Linked DNA regions of Mus musculus: region 1 is linked to region 2. A link is a contact called in ENCODE Hi-C or POLR2A ChIA-PET data. All regions are on one chromosome and are shown on one strand. The core of a region is the stretch at or near the end of the contact, and the rest is flanking DNA. Distances in the headings are between cores, read along the strand shown. Region 1 holds the start of Lpxn (leupaxin). Region 2 holds the start of Cntf (ciliary neurotrophic factor).

What was found. A loop is a pair of places that touch in the nucleus more often than their neighbours do. ChIA-PET counts read pairs that join two places held with the same protein, here RNA polymerase II (POLR2A).
Region 1: a loop to region 2 is called in a map of heart, with 2.3 times the contacts of the local background. The contact joins the promoter of Lpxn here to the promoter of Cntf in region 2. A Hi-C loop is called at or near these places in 2 of 37 maps with a recorded cell type or tissue (heart and left cerebral cortex). POLR2A ChIA-PET finds 5 or more read pairs at or near these places in 3 of 5 experiments (Patski and embryonic stem cell).

What each region holds. Positions count from the first base shown.
Region 1 is chr19:12,795,063-12,802,429 of GRCm38, reverse strand. It overlaps Lpxn (leupaxin), which reads right to left and starts at 3,851. Exons shown (of 9, transcript NM_134152.4): 1 at 3,751-3,851. The coding sequence starts at 3,763. It overlaps Zfp91 (zinc finger protein 91), which reads left to right and starts at 6,307. Exons shown (of 11, transcript NM_053009.3): 1 at 6,307-7,367. The coding sequence starts at 7,097. Gm44505 (predicted readthrough transcript (NMD candidate), 44505) reads left to right here and starts at 6,307. Exons shown (of 13, transcript NR_024093.1): 1 at 6,307-7,367.
Region 2 is chr19:12,764,120-12,770,440 of GRCm38, reverse strand. It overlaps Cntf (ciliary neurotrophic factor), which reads left to right and starts at 4,809. Exons shown (of 2, transcript NM_170786.2): 1 at 4,809-5,160; 2 at 6,061-6,321. The coding sequence starts at 5,047. Gm44505 (predicted readthrough transcript (NMD candidate), 44505) reads left to right here. Exons shown (of 13, transcript NR_024093.1): 11 at 1-264; 12 at 5,035-5,160; 13 at 6,061-6,321. Zfp91 (zinc finger protein 91) reads left to right here. Exons shown (of 11, transcript NM_053009.3): 11 at 1-3,502. The coding sequence ends at 402.

The DNA.
Region 1 (7,367 bases), core at 2,602-5,101, 33 kb before region 2:
TATTTCCCAATATTATAGGAGAAGATATAATTGTTTTGTTTTCACAAAAGAAATCTTCTGTAGAACTTGCTTAATCTCAAAAGTTTGACCTTCATATACCATTTTAGAAAGAACCAACCTGAACTAATAGCTTTAGGCCAAACTGTCCTTCAAGAAATAAACTGACAAGAAAAAAGAAAGACAGGCAGAAGGGGTACATATATATTAAGAGAGAACAAAGAGACATATAACTAATTTCAATTTAGATTATTAACTTTAATGTAAAAAATAAACCAGACAAGATTGCCGATAGCATTTGTTTGAGATTTTTGTGAATGTGTGATCAAAAATTTACAGGCAAGTGCAAAATAAATCCTTTTCCAAATTCAGATTCAGTGTTCATCATGAGTTTCATAAGCATAACAAGATAAGTTAAATTTTTAAAAGAATATTTAACACTGTATATAGTCAGTAATATTAAGTACTAATATCTCAGAAACTTGAAAATATTAACATTAAAATGATGTCAGATAATCTTAGATGTAATAATGTTATTTCATGATATTGAGGAAACGCCATTAAGGTTATTAGCTATTGTGGGTCAGATACTGTTAGTATGGTTGTTTGTAGTAGATTAAGACTGAATTATGTACAGATAAGAAATGTAATCATTGAAGTTTCTTAAAAACAATAGATTAATGGAAAAATATAAGCATATGAAATAAGACTGTCAAGAGCTAATGATTATTGAAACTGATACAAAGGGTGCAATCAAAGTCATTAAACTGTTATCTCCCATTCTGTATATATTTTAATTCTCCACAATAAAAGATCTTGGGAATGTTTTAGAGTAAATAAAACAGAACAACAAAGCCAATGTTTTATCTCAGACTCTAATTAGCCAGCCTCAACTCTGAATTTCAGAATTCCAACACTTTGCATGTTAGAATGCAACCATTCTCTTTTCTGTTTTCTAAGCTTCACTCCAATCAGAAATGAGAGTCCTTCCTGGACCAAGAGAACTCATGTATATTAAACATGATGGGACAGGAGTATCACTGAGCAGAGGATGTGAAGTTATCCTCGGAAGCATCAGCTCACCAAATCTATTATAACTCTCCTTTCTGCTCACGAGTTACCAGGACTTTCACTTCCTGTTTCCAATGAACACATATTTCACCAGCTCCTGAAGCTACTCCTTTGGCTTCATGCAGACTCTAAAATTTAAATTAGATGACTAATTTTGGTGTGACAAATATGAGATTACTGGCAGTGAAGTCTCTGGGCGTCTCCATGTGTTAGAGTCATCTCATCCCTAAATTGAGAAGATTTAGGTAAAACCTTCTAGGTGAATACATGCTACTAACATCCAAGGCAGTATTGCATAAAGGAAATATTTGCCCACTTGAGCCAGCCTGTCCTTGATAAAATTTCTACACAAGTAGAAAGAGAAATCCACCCCAAGTCTTGGGTTTGGATTTTAGTCCTGTTGCTGTTTGTTAAGGCAGGGTCTCATTCTAGCCCAAGCTGACCTGGAACTAACAAGGTAGCCCAGGCTGACCTTACACTGTGGCCAGTCATTCAACCTAGTCTCAAGTGCTGGCTGGGATCGTGGGTACAAACTACTGTGCCTGGCAGACACTACCTGCCTTTTGTTTCATTTTGGTTTTTGAGACAGGGCCTCAGTACATAGCCCTTGTTGGGCTACAACTTGCTATGTAACATAAACCAGACTGGCCTCAATTCATAGAGATCTATCTGCTTCTGCCTTCCATGTCTGACTTTTTAAAGATAGGATCGTACATAGATAGCCTAGGCTGGCCTCAAATTTTCCATACAAACAAAAATAACCATTAGTTTTTGATCCTCCTGCTTCCACCTCTGGAGCATAAGGATTGAAGGCAAGCAACACTACATTCCATGCAAATTGTTACAATTTGAAGAGACCATTGAGGGGTAACTACTAGCAGTTTATTAACCTGTAGCAAATTGGATTATCTACAGTCAGCTTCCAAAGTTGCTTATTTTCTACATTTCTGAAAAAGATTTCCTTAACAACTATGCTACTCAGAAATTCTTTAAACTATACATTTTTTTAAAATGTATTACTACACTGGCCACCAGAACAAATACACTTCTAATATAAAAGAACAACCTGTAACATTACCATTTAATTGTACTTAGTGTCAGGTGCTCCTGAGAGTGAACAAGATATTTTGGGTTTTCATTATTTAAAGAAAAACAATAATACCTATTTCAGAAAACTGCTGCAAACACTAAACTTATTTACAGATTTTAAGTTTTCCCAATATTAATTGCCCTTTAACTTTTTGAACTAATATTGAATTAAATGTAGAATGTACTTTGATATTGTGATTAAGGCTGTATTTTGGACTTTGATATAGAACCCAATTCTTTTTTATATAATATTGGTTACTTATTCTTTGAGAATTTGATGTGTGTGACCTATAAAATAAAGCAAAACTAAGATCCTACCTGAAAAAAAATGGTAAAACTCGATGAAGAAATGCAAATTTCCTCCAATACCCACACAGGATATGCATTCATCAAATTCTCAAAGAATAAATAATCAATATTATATAGAAAAGAATCTGGATTCTATACCAAAGTCCAAGATACAGCATTAACCACAATATTGAACTACATTTTACTGACAAAACAGTTAAGGATTTATTTAAAACACCCTTTTTTCCCTCAATAATTTCTATTCTCTTCTTTGTTCCTCTGTTTCTCCAGTTCTTAAAACACAACCCCAATAATTATTTTTAATGACAATGTACAAGCTTTGCATCTTATTATTGTTGGAAGTTTTTGCATAGCTACAAACACAATGTGGAATTAATACAGCTTGAAAAGTGGGTAAAAGTAACTTTGTGTAGCGATAACAAAAATAAATAGGTGATACAGATAGATGGATGGATGGATGGATGGATGGATGGATGGATGGATGGAAGGACAGATGGGCAGGCAGGCAGACAGGGAGGTATGTAGATGATAAAAAGTTGCCAAGGTATATGAAATGAGCCCCAAGGAGACAGACTTTACAGCTCCAGGCTTTTTGACCTAGGTTTCTCTGGACACAGTAGCCCAGCGGCACTTCTACTGACGTTTTCATTACCTCAGAGTGAAAGGATGGACTGTTTTTCTTGAGAAGCAATCTGCTCCTTCAAGATTTCTCTAAATAAAAAGCAACAAAACCTACTACAGTGATGGTCTACCTGTAGTCTAACAGTAAACTACAGAGAAATGAAAGCACTCTGGCCCTTTTGCAATCTCTACAGACCCTTTACACTGCTCGGTCATTTCACTGTCCTTGCACTATCCTCCCTTTCTCCTGGTTTCCTTTTCTTTCTTCTCTCCTTCCCTTCCTTCATTTAATGTCTTCTTCCTTTCCCATCCTTTTTTTTTTTTCTTCCAGTATCATATCTCCAAGCTGTAGAGCTGCCCTATGACCTCCAGTAGCTGCCAAGGGAAAAGGCACTTTCAATTACAATTCCTTCTGTTTCTTTGGCTGTCTGGTCTCAACGCTCTGCCAACTGTGCCGCTGCAAACAGCAACCCCATAGCTCCCCCAACAATGATAGTTCCTCCTGCCTCACTCTTGTTTGAATTGAGGACAGAAGTGAAAACAAAAATCTTTCAGTCCTATCCTCAGTTTGACTAGACCACACTTCATCATTACAGATGGGGATGGATGGCAGCCAGGCCCCCACTTCCTTAGAGCATCTTCTCCAAAGGCCCCTTCACTCACCCAGCTCTTCCATTGTCCTATACCTGCGATGCTCTAGTCTCGAAGATTGTGAAGAACTTTGTTGGCATGTGGTGAAGAAGAGGACCACAACGGAACTGAATGAGACAGTGCGAAGCAGCCTCTGTGACCCCTTTTGGTTCCTGTATTTGCTTAGCACTTCCTCACTTTTGATTTGCTGAATACTTTTTCTTTTCTAGTAGCTCAGGGTTTTTTTTTTGTTTTGTTTTGTTTTGTTTTTTGGTTTGTTTTTTTTTTGGGGGGGGGTTTTATATGTTTGTTTGTTGTTTTAATTGTGCTAACAGAAAAAGGCAGGTTGTGCAAGATTGAAGTTTTGATGCTACATTGGCCAAGGTGGCTATAAAAATTGAAAGTTAATTCTTTTTTTAATTTAAACACCTACTGTATTCAAGGGCTTATCTTGAACACACATAGAAATTTTAGGCTTATACTTAAAGAGTTTTCCAAGTTTAAGTTTCCCATTGCCCACTGCAGGCTATTTTCTGTCTCCTTCCTTTTCTTTCCTTCTCTTCCTCCTCCTTTTCCTATAAAACTAGAAGACCATGGAAGTACAGGTCCTTTCTTAAAATTTCTGATTAAATAGCATCAACTTCATTTCACTATTTGTACTTACTTAGTACAGCTGACCTCACTTCCCATACAAACTGTGATTTTTTAAAACAGACGTTTTAATAATTGTGTGTGTGTGTGTGCTCATGTAGGCATTCATAAGTTGTAAGAGTAAGAAAGCGCTCTCCTTGTACCACTGGGGTCCCACAGATGAAATTCATCAGACTTTTCAGCAAAGTGCCTTTATCTGCTAAGCAATCTCACTGGCCCAGATTATAGATTCTTTAAAGTTGAAGAGAAGTGGGTTCACTTTTGAATTCTCTGATCCTGGTTTATCCAGTTATTCAACATTCAAACGTCTACAGAATAAGGAAGAATCAATTGAGAAGATTTAAGATACTGGGTACTAAGCTTCCAGAATCTGAATTACAATTCCTGCTCAGTTCACAATTTCTCCAAAAAGGTGAGAGAGGTAGATTTTTATCTTATTGTGCCTTTGTTCATCTCAAAAGGAAACAAACAAACAACAAACGCATTTAACAGAAAATTGCCTAGAAAAGGCAGTATATAAAGAACTATAAGTATGGCCCTGTGAAGTGGGTTTTGTCCCAGTGTTTACCAAGAGACTAACAGGAATAGGGAGTAATAACTGGCTAGAAGAATAGAATAAAGGGATAGTTTTGTAATGATCATCTTTTAAAAGGAACAAGTCATTCATTTTACTAAAACCTTTTTTAAGAGGCTCGCTTTTTGTATTACTTTAAGCAGCCATTGGATGTCAGTGCTGTTCCAAACGTGCTCATTGCAAACAGCGCTAGAAAATTCATTCCTACTGATACCGTCGGGTTTTAGAACTGAAAAGGACACTAATCCTTTGAAAGCGCAAAACTCGGTAGACTATAAAACATTTGCCTTATCTGTGTGGCAAATGAGCCAGATGCTGGGAGGAAAAGAAGAAAGAAAAATGAACTTCTTTAAAAGTCTAAAATTTAATGGCTAATATAAAATTCTGAATCAGATTTCCAAACTTTGTATCTTTCCATACTGTTGTGTAGATTTTAACTTAAGACGTTTGCATCTTCGAAGTGTAAGGAGTCTCCTTGAAAGTCGTTTCCTGGTTGCAATGTGTAAAAGGCAACCCAAGGAATGCAAACAATGTTTAAGAGGGAAAGAAATGCATACAAACGTATAAGAGGCTGCATTACCACCAGTTGCGGTTTGAACGATTGGAAAGCCCCCTTTCCCCATCAGGAAGGTACTTAGCTGTAAACGCTAGTCAGAGCTGCTATTATGACTGTGTTTCCTGTGCCGCAGAAACATCTACAGACCGCAAAGGCATTCAGCCTCGGGGTGGAGAACGTGAGCGACAGCTAACTTATCCACAAAAAAATCAGTGAGTCACGCTAACCGGCTCTCCAGCTCCAGCACCACAGCCAACGGCAATTCCGTGGCGCCCCATCCCTACCAGGAAACAACTTTACACTTCGTCCTACACGTTTTATTAAAATTAAGTTGACAGACGCAGAACGAGTCCCTAACCTCCTGGGCTTCACAAGTGAGAGGCTCAACACAAGATGGAGGAATAAAAAGGAGCGTAGCTAACAGGTCGCAGAGGAGGCGTCAAATGACCAGACCGAAGTAAGTAAAGACTATGACGAGGGCACTTCGGAGCACTTACACAAAAAAAGATTAAAAGAAGTAGGATTCTCTCCCAGGGACCCCTAGCCTGTAATTGGCTCAATATTTTTGCCAGTTGTACGCAGGCGTCGCGACCTAACCCGGAAGCAATGCCTCGCTAAAACGTAATCTCAGACCTCAGATAGACGCTCCCAGCCTTCCCTCTGCCTCTAGTTTCCCATGATTTCTCTGGAAGCGCAGAGTAAATAGGACTACGTCTCCCAGAGTGCCCTCGGCGAAGTTGGCCCTGCGCGTGCGCCTCACGACTATCCCGCGCTGTCCCCTCGGCCCCGCCTCTATCCTATCGCCGCCATTTTTTCAGAGACTTTCATCCGGCAACGGACAGGGCCTTTTTTTTCTTAAAGGAGAAGCTGCAACTCAAATAATTTACCACTTCTCCCCTCGAGAGCTGGCGGCGCTGGGGACAGAAAGGCCAGAGCAGGAAGGTGGGGGTCTGGGTGGAGGCGGGATAACGTCCAGGCTACTTCTTAGGCTAGTAAGAACCCTTGAGGGGACAGCGGCGCCTCCGGGAGGCAGGTGCGCGCGCAGCCGGCAGGGGGGTGCGCGCGCGGCTGAGAACGGTGCGTTTTGTCCTCGCCTCCGCCCTCGCCAGCCCTGCCCCTCCCACCGCCCCTAGCTTGAGCCGAACTCCAAAGTGGGGGGGGAGAAAGGTCACTTTGGGATTGTCGCGAGACGCAGCCGTTTAACGGTGAGAACGGGCGCGCGGGCAAGGAAACCTCGCGCTCTCCCTCGGAGCCGTTTCCTGATTGGTTGGAGGAAGGGGTGGGGGAGGGCACCGAGTGCGCTGCTGCGTGTGAGACCGCGAGGGGCCGGGCCAGGGGGGCCGATCCTCCCCTCCGATTGGCCCGCTGCGTGTCCGTCCGGGTGCGCGCGTGCGCGCCGCCGGCGGTCGCTGGCTTGAGTGGCAGGGGGCGGGTGGGGGGGGGCGCCCTCGGAACGGGCGGAGGGGCGGGGGGGAGAGAGGCGCTCCGGAGTGAGGGAGCCGGACGCTCCGGGAGCCGAGGGGGGCGGGGGGAGCTGCGCCGCGGGCGCCGCCGCCTCCACCGCCTGGGACGCAGGGGTGGGGGACGGACGAGCCCCGATGCCGGGGGAGACGGAGGAGCCGCGATCCCCGGAGCAGCAGGACCAGGAAGGGGGCCCAGCAGCGGCGGCCGACGCGGCTTCGGAGGAGCTCCGGCCCGGCGCGGCGGCGGCGCCGGCGGCGCCTGCAGAGACCGCGAGCAGCCGCGTGCTGAGGGGAGGTCGGGACCGCGGCCGGACCGCTGCGGCCGCCGCCGCCGCCGCTGCCGCTGTGTCCCGCCGGAGAAAGGCCGAGTATCCCCGCCGGCGGAGGAGCAGCCCCAGCAACAGGC
Region 2 (6,321 bases), core at 3,560-6,059:
AAATTTGAGAAGAAGGACAGTGTAGTGGCACACAAAGCAAAAAGCCACCCTGAGGTGCTGATTGCAGAAGCTCTGGCAGCCAATGCGGGCGCCCTCATCACCAGCACAGATATCTTGGGCACTAACCCAGAGCCCCTGACACAGCCTGCAGATGGTCAGGGGCTTCCTCTTCTTCCTGAGCCCTTGGGAAACTCAACAGCTGGAGAGTGCCTACTGCTAGAAGCTGAAGGGATGTCAAAGTCATACTGCAGTGGGACAGAACGGGTGAGCCTTATGGCTGACGGGAAGATCTTTGTGGGAAGTGGCAGCAGTGGGGGCACTGAAGGGCTGGTCATGAACTCGGATATACTCGGTGCTACCACAGAGGTTCTGATTGAAGATACAGACTCTACTGGACCCTAGTGCAAAGGAAGACTTTGGGCACTGGGACAGTGCAGACTTTGTATTTAAAAGATAAAAAGGACAAAAAAAATTTAAAGCATTTAAAAATCTAGTAAAATAACTGAAGGGCCTGCTCTTTGCATTGTGGATCACAACACACACACACACCATCCCCATTCCCTGAACTCCCCTTCCTCATCCTTAAAATATTGATGTAGCCTTTACCAGAAAGGTTGATGAAAAAGCAGCAACATGCTAGGTTCCAGCCAGCAGCAGACTTCCTGCTCATTGGCAAATCTCCTTTTTCTCAGCCTATAACTCTGATGTGCTCTGGATCAGCTTTGAACTCATAATAGTATATTACTATCATCTAAATCTTTTCTCCTCTACTACTGCCCTATGGCTCTGGCTTCTTCCCACTGCAACAACCAACACTTACCCTCAAATATTATATAATTCTATTTTCCGGAGGCTGGCAGCTTGACTTGGCACTTTAGGGCTCCTTGGCAGGATGCTGTTAAAACAGCACACATCTCTCACCCCTCTTCCATTACTCACTGGGTTTGGGGAAGGAAGGATACATGGGGACCACCTCCCTCCCTTTCAATGGATCCCAGCACCTCAGTTCCCCCCACTCCTGAACCTCCATAATGCTCTTAATGGTGCTCACTTGCTTGGAAGCAGGCTCCCAAGAGAGGGGACTGACCTCTGTTTCTGGCTGAAAGATAGGGCTCTGTGTCAGTGAGAAAAGTCCCAGGCTAATGGCAGAAATTTGCACTTTGAACATGTGTGTTTTGTGTTGTGGAACCTGAGATTCCTTATTTATTAATGGAAAGTCTGATTTTTTGGGGGGGAGGGTCTTTGTTGCTATGTTTTGTGGGGCTGGGAGAGTAGATTATTCTGACATGGGATCCTTCCTACAAGAGGTACTTTGAAGGCAAGGCTTAGAGTTGAAGAAGCACAGCCAGCCTCTAAAATCATAGTTCTCCAGTGGCCTTTAAAGTAAGCTGGTCCCCAGCACTAACAGAATCACTACAATAGCCTAGTGCTTTTTTGGAAGCCTTAGGGAAGTTTGATAGGTTTGTGGTAACTAGTGTGCTCTTTGAGATTTTTAAGAGCATTTGAGATACAAGAATTTTGAGGGGATGAGGAATGTTGGTCAAGGTCTAAATCACACATAAAAAATTTTCTTCTGTGAATTTATCTTCTTTGCATATATATCCCTGCTGGCCCCTTGTTTTGATTTTGTTATTGGTCATTCCAGCTCTCAGTGGAAGACCGGACCCTGTCATTCATGAAGGAACACAATCTAAAAGTTCTAGAGATTTGGTTAAGAGTAAACTCTTCTGTCTTATCTCCTCTTTAGAAGAGACAAAGCTTCAATAGACAAAAACAAAAGTAAAAATCTATACGATAATGTTTTTTGGCTTTCCCCAGAATTATCTGTTTTCCTCTGAGTAGAGATTTTAATGCCCTGTGGCATTAAAATTACTGTCACTGGGAGACACGGATCATATTTTTACATGCTTCTACCTCTCAAAAGACTAAAACCCTAATTCAGCTCATTTTTTGAAAATTAGGAGTGCAGTTCTTCCCTGTGTACTTCAGAATCAGCCATTGAAGACTGGGCCAGTTGTTGTCAGCAACACATGATGACTATTGGGAAAAATAAGAGTTTGAGAACAAAATAAGGAACAGCTTGTTTTTCACAAACACTAAAACTGTGGAGTTTATCAAATTTTCTCTGCTTGATTTTTTTTTCCCCCCAAAAGGAGAATAGCAAAATGTCATCTCTGAAAGACGCTTACTATACACCCACCTATGTCGGTGGTTGGGATGCCAGGGAGAGGGAGGAAGACACCTACAGGAACAATCTTAAACACATTATTGTTTCCTCTAGAGTGTTGCAGACTTAGCCACCCCTCCATGTGAGGGGAGAAAAGGCATGAAGACAGGCTTTTCTGCCCTGCAGAGTTGCAGTTGACCTTGGTACATTGCATAGATTTGAAAACACTTTAAGAGGAATTAAAAATGGATCTGCAGCAAACTTTGCTCCTCTTGACGCTGTTTATCTAGTATCTGTGTCCTACACTTACCCTTTGTTTTTCACATTTAGAATGTCTCCAATAAATTAGATAGAGCCACCCACAGAAAAACAAACTGCATTGAAAACATCTCACTTTTCTGGGATGGGGAAAAATATGTTCTTTTCTGTACTTCGCTCTCCTCCCCATAAAAGCAACTAGTTCTAAAACTTAGAAACTTCCTGTCCTCTCATGGGGTTGGGGTGGGGCTGAAAGGGGGCTCGGTCATCTTAGCTGCTCTCTGTTGGCAATAAGTTTTTTTAGCAGTTTGCAATAAATTTTTCATGAACTTCCTATTCCTTTTGAGAGCTAGTGCTAGTATAATAAAAGTGTATGAGCAAACTAAGCCCCTACCCTTTTCTTTTTTCCCATGCCAGTCATTTAATTGTCCTTCGAAGGAGTCCTTTTAGTTTTGAAAATAGTTAATTCATACTGATGGTTTGTTATCTTTTAAGTCATACCTCCATCTTCAATTGGCAATTCTAAATTCTTAGGTATATAGTTATGATAATTACTTGGTATTTCTGGGAGTTGTGTACCCTCCTTGCTTGCATTGCTAGCGTATTTTGCATAATTAGACCCTAACACATTTTACAGGGTTTAGTCAGACACTGGCTGGGAGTCCTGGGAATGAGCAGAGAAAACATCAGCATAGAGCACTTGGACCTCCCTTGTACCTGTTCAGAGGAAGAAAATCAACTAACTATATACCAACAACCTAAGTGAGGTCTTACAGCCTTGCTGCAGGGCTAGTTTCCTGCCTTTCTTTCTATCAATTTTCCAGTATACTCAAGAAAATCGGGAAATTGTAATGGGGCAGTTATATCTCCTGAGACTTTTTGCCTGTTGAAATGTGCAGGACCCTTTTCCTGTGATGAGAGATAGCTGGTTACTTGATCTAGGTTTAAAAGTTATGTAAAAGAAAAAAATTATAATAAAAGGGATACTTTGCTTTTAAAATCTTGTTTCCTTTTAATCTAGGTAATCATTTCAAAATAAGTATGTAAAGAAGAAAAATAAAAGTTGTCTTCCTGGAAGCAACTGGTCTTCCTTGGTTGTACTGAGTTAGTCATGCGAGGATAAAACAGTTGATGCTGCTAAATGAGGAAAACATGCCCCTTTTGTATGGTGCTATTTGCTCTTTGTTAAGAGTTGGGAGGGCTTCTAATGCAGAGAGGCCTTGTAGCTCTGTGTTTGGCAGACTCCAAAGGGTGTTTTGGTTGCTTTCTAGGGGATGTTAAGGATACTGTGAAGTACAGTTTACTCTGACAATGACAAAACCGTGGTTGCATTTAAGACCAGTGCTTCTTACCAAAGCTTTTATGTCAAGTTCTAACTTTAAAAAAAGAAAACATAATTCAACCTTGCTAAAAAGTTCTATGGCAGCCATTTCTCACCTATGTCAATTTGCTACTGAGGTGGCAAGTGTTTGAACTTCTTGGCAAAATCTGTGATATAAAATGGGGACATTGACTTCACTGACCTATTTCGGGTTGAAACTTTGAAACTTGAGCCTATTAACTTCACCCACTAAGTGCAGTACAATAGAATGACAGGTCTGTAAGACCTTTTTAACTCTTTTGTCTTCATTTCAAAGCCTTGTTCATTACCTTGCTAAGCATGGCGAATGACTGGGACTGGTAAGAAAAAGAAGCATGTTGTCACTTGAGTGAAAGTGCCTGAGAAATGTTACCAAGTTTGGGTTGGGTGTTTCCTTTGGGAGAGAACAGGCCTAAACAGTGCCTTCCACATCCTGTAGCTACCAGGAAGGCCCCATGGTTGAGACTAGAGATGCTCCTTTAGCTAATTTTTAAACAAGTCTAAACCTTACAGATAATGGGAACGGAAAGATGGCTATAAATGACCTGTATCACATAGTCTCTGTTTCTTGCACATATCATGAGCTACCCAAAGAAATTGTAAAGTCAGTGTGAGGTGGGGGGAAATAAAGCCAAAGACCAATGCAGAAATACGAATCTAGTTTATTGTATTAATTTCTTAGATAAAAGACATCAAATGAGAAAACTACCCCCAAGACTAATGTTCAGCCCAGGATTACTCAAGATTCCAATGAAGTTTAAATGTGTAGCATAGTATCTGACTCATTTAATAAGTGACACCTATTTCAATACTATATTTTGCCAGGATAAAACAAATTAAAATACAGTGAGCATGGAAAACAGAAGAGTAAAATCAAATTATATGTGTAAATACTAGACTACATTAGGCAGGGGTGGGTGTCAGGAGGATTAGCGTGATAGTGACCTTGTTGCTAAGTACAAAAGCAAAACAATGACATAAAAACAAGTGCTAAGTACTGAGTGGAGGAGAGATGAAGGCAGACGCTTCGAGGGAAAAAAAAAAAGACTGATTAAAAGGGCCCTTTGATTCCACAGGCACAAAATCCACAGCCAGGAATTTGCTGCCACCTCTGAGTCAGGCAGGGGGTGGGGATGGGGGTGCACAATCCCATTAGAGAATGCCCAGTAGATTTAGTCTGTGGGAGTCACATTTCTTATTTGGACTAGTGAAGACAGAAGCAAACCAGCTCACTTGTTTCCTGGGACAGTTGATTTAGGGGATGGCTTTCGCAGAGCAATCACCTCTGACCCTTCACCGCCGGGACCTCTGTAGCCGCTCTATCTGGCTAGCAAGGAAGATTCGTTCAGACCTGACTGCTCTTATGGAATCTTATGTAAGTTGTCTATTTTGCTTTTGTCTGGTTGTCTGTTTTCAAGTCTTCTAGCCCAACTCTTAACCATCATGTTCCAACCCCATAACCGGTTACGAAAACACTAGTGTGTGTGTATTTATGGTATAGCTCCCTAGTCATTCATATATTAAGCACCTATAATTTGACATGTTCTTTCCCTTGAGAAAATTCACACAACCTTACTGTCTTCATCCAGCCTGTTTAAGGTGGACAGGTCCTTCCTTAAGTGAGAATATACATTATTTGGTTGCCTTTTTTCTGAATCCTACCAGGGTAGACAATAGGTTTTCTAAGTCATAGGTTCTTCATATAATTTTTGAACCTTAGAAATAAAAAGATTACAGGATAAGAAAAACTATATGGGGTTTTAGAGAAATGTATAGTTGCCCTCTGTATAGTATAAGCTACTTTTATTTTAGTACTACATATTAGACTACTTGTGACTAAATAGATCTGCCAAAAAGTCTTGAGAAAAATGTCAAATTAACCACAGTTCTGGGCTTGTTTTCTCATAAAAGGCCACTGTCTAAAAGACCTGCTGTGGTAATATCCCAGGCCTCTGATCAAAGTTATAAATTTAAGTTCTCTAAGAATTGAAAACTTTTGAAAAGCCTTGCCAGTTATGAGACTCAGTGTCCAAAGAGATGGACATAAAAGCCAGCTGTATTCTAAAGGATTGATTTCACCTTGAGAGTGGACAGTGGGCATAGGGAAATTCAGGCAGTGCTGTGGGATCAGGACTCCCCATATGAAGGGTTTCCATTCTAAGCATTTTCTTAACAACTTGGATCACTGACTATGAAAGTCAAGGAAATTGTATTTGTGATTGAAGAAGGAAATTGAGATGATATGGAACATATGTTTTGCTATATCCTTGGCCAGGTAAAACATCAAGGCCTGAATAAAAATATCAGCCTTGACTCAGTGGATGGTGTACCAGTGGCAAGCACTGATCGCTGGAGTGAGATGACTGAGGCAGAGCGACTCCAAGAGAACCTCCAGGCTTACCGTACCTTCCAAGGGATGTTAACCAAGCTTTTAGAAGACCAGAGAGTGCATTTCACCCCGACTGAAGGTGACTTCCATCAGGCAATACATACTCTTACGCTCCAAGTTTCTGCCTTCGCCTACCAGCTAGAGGAG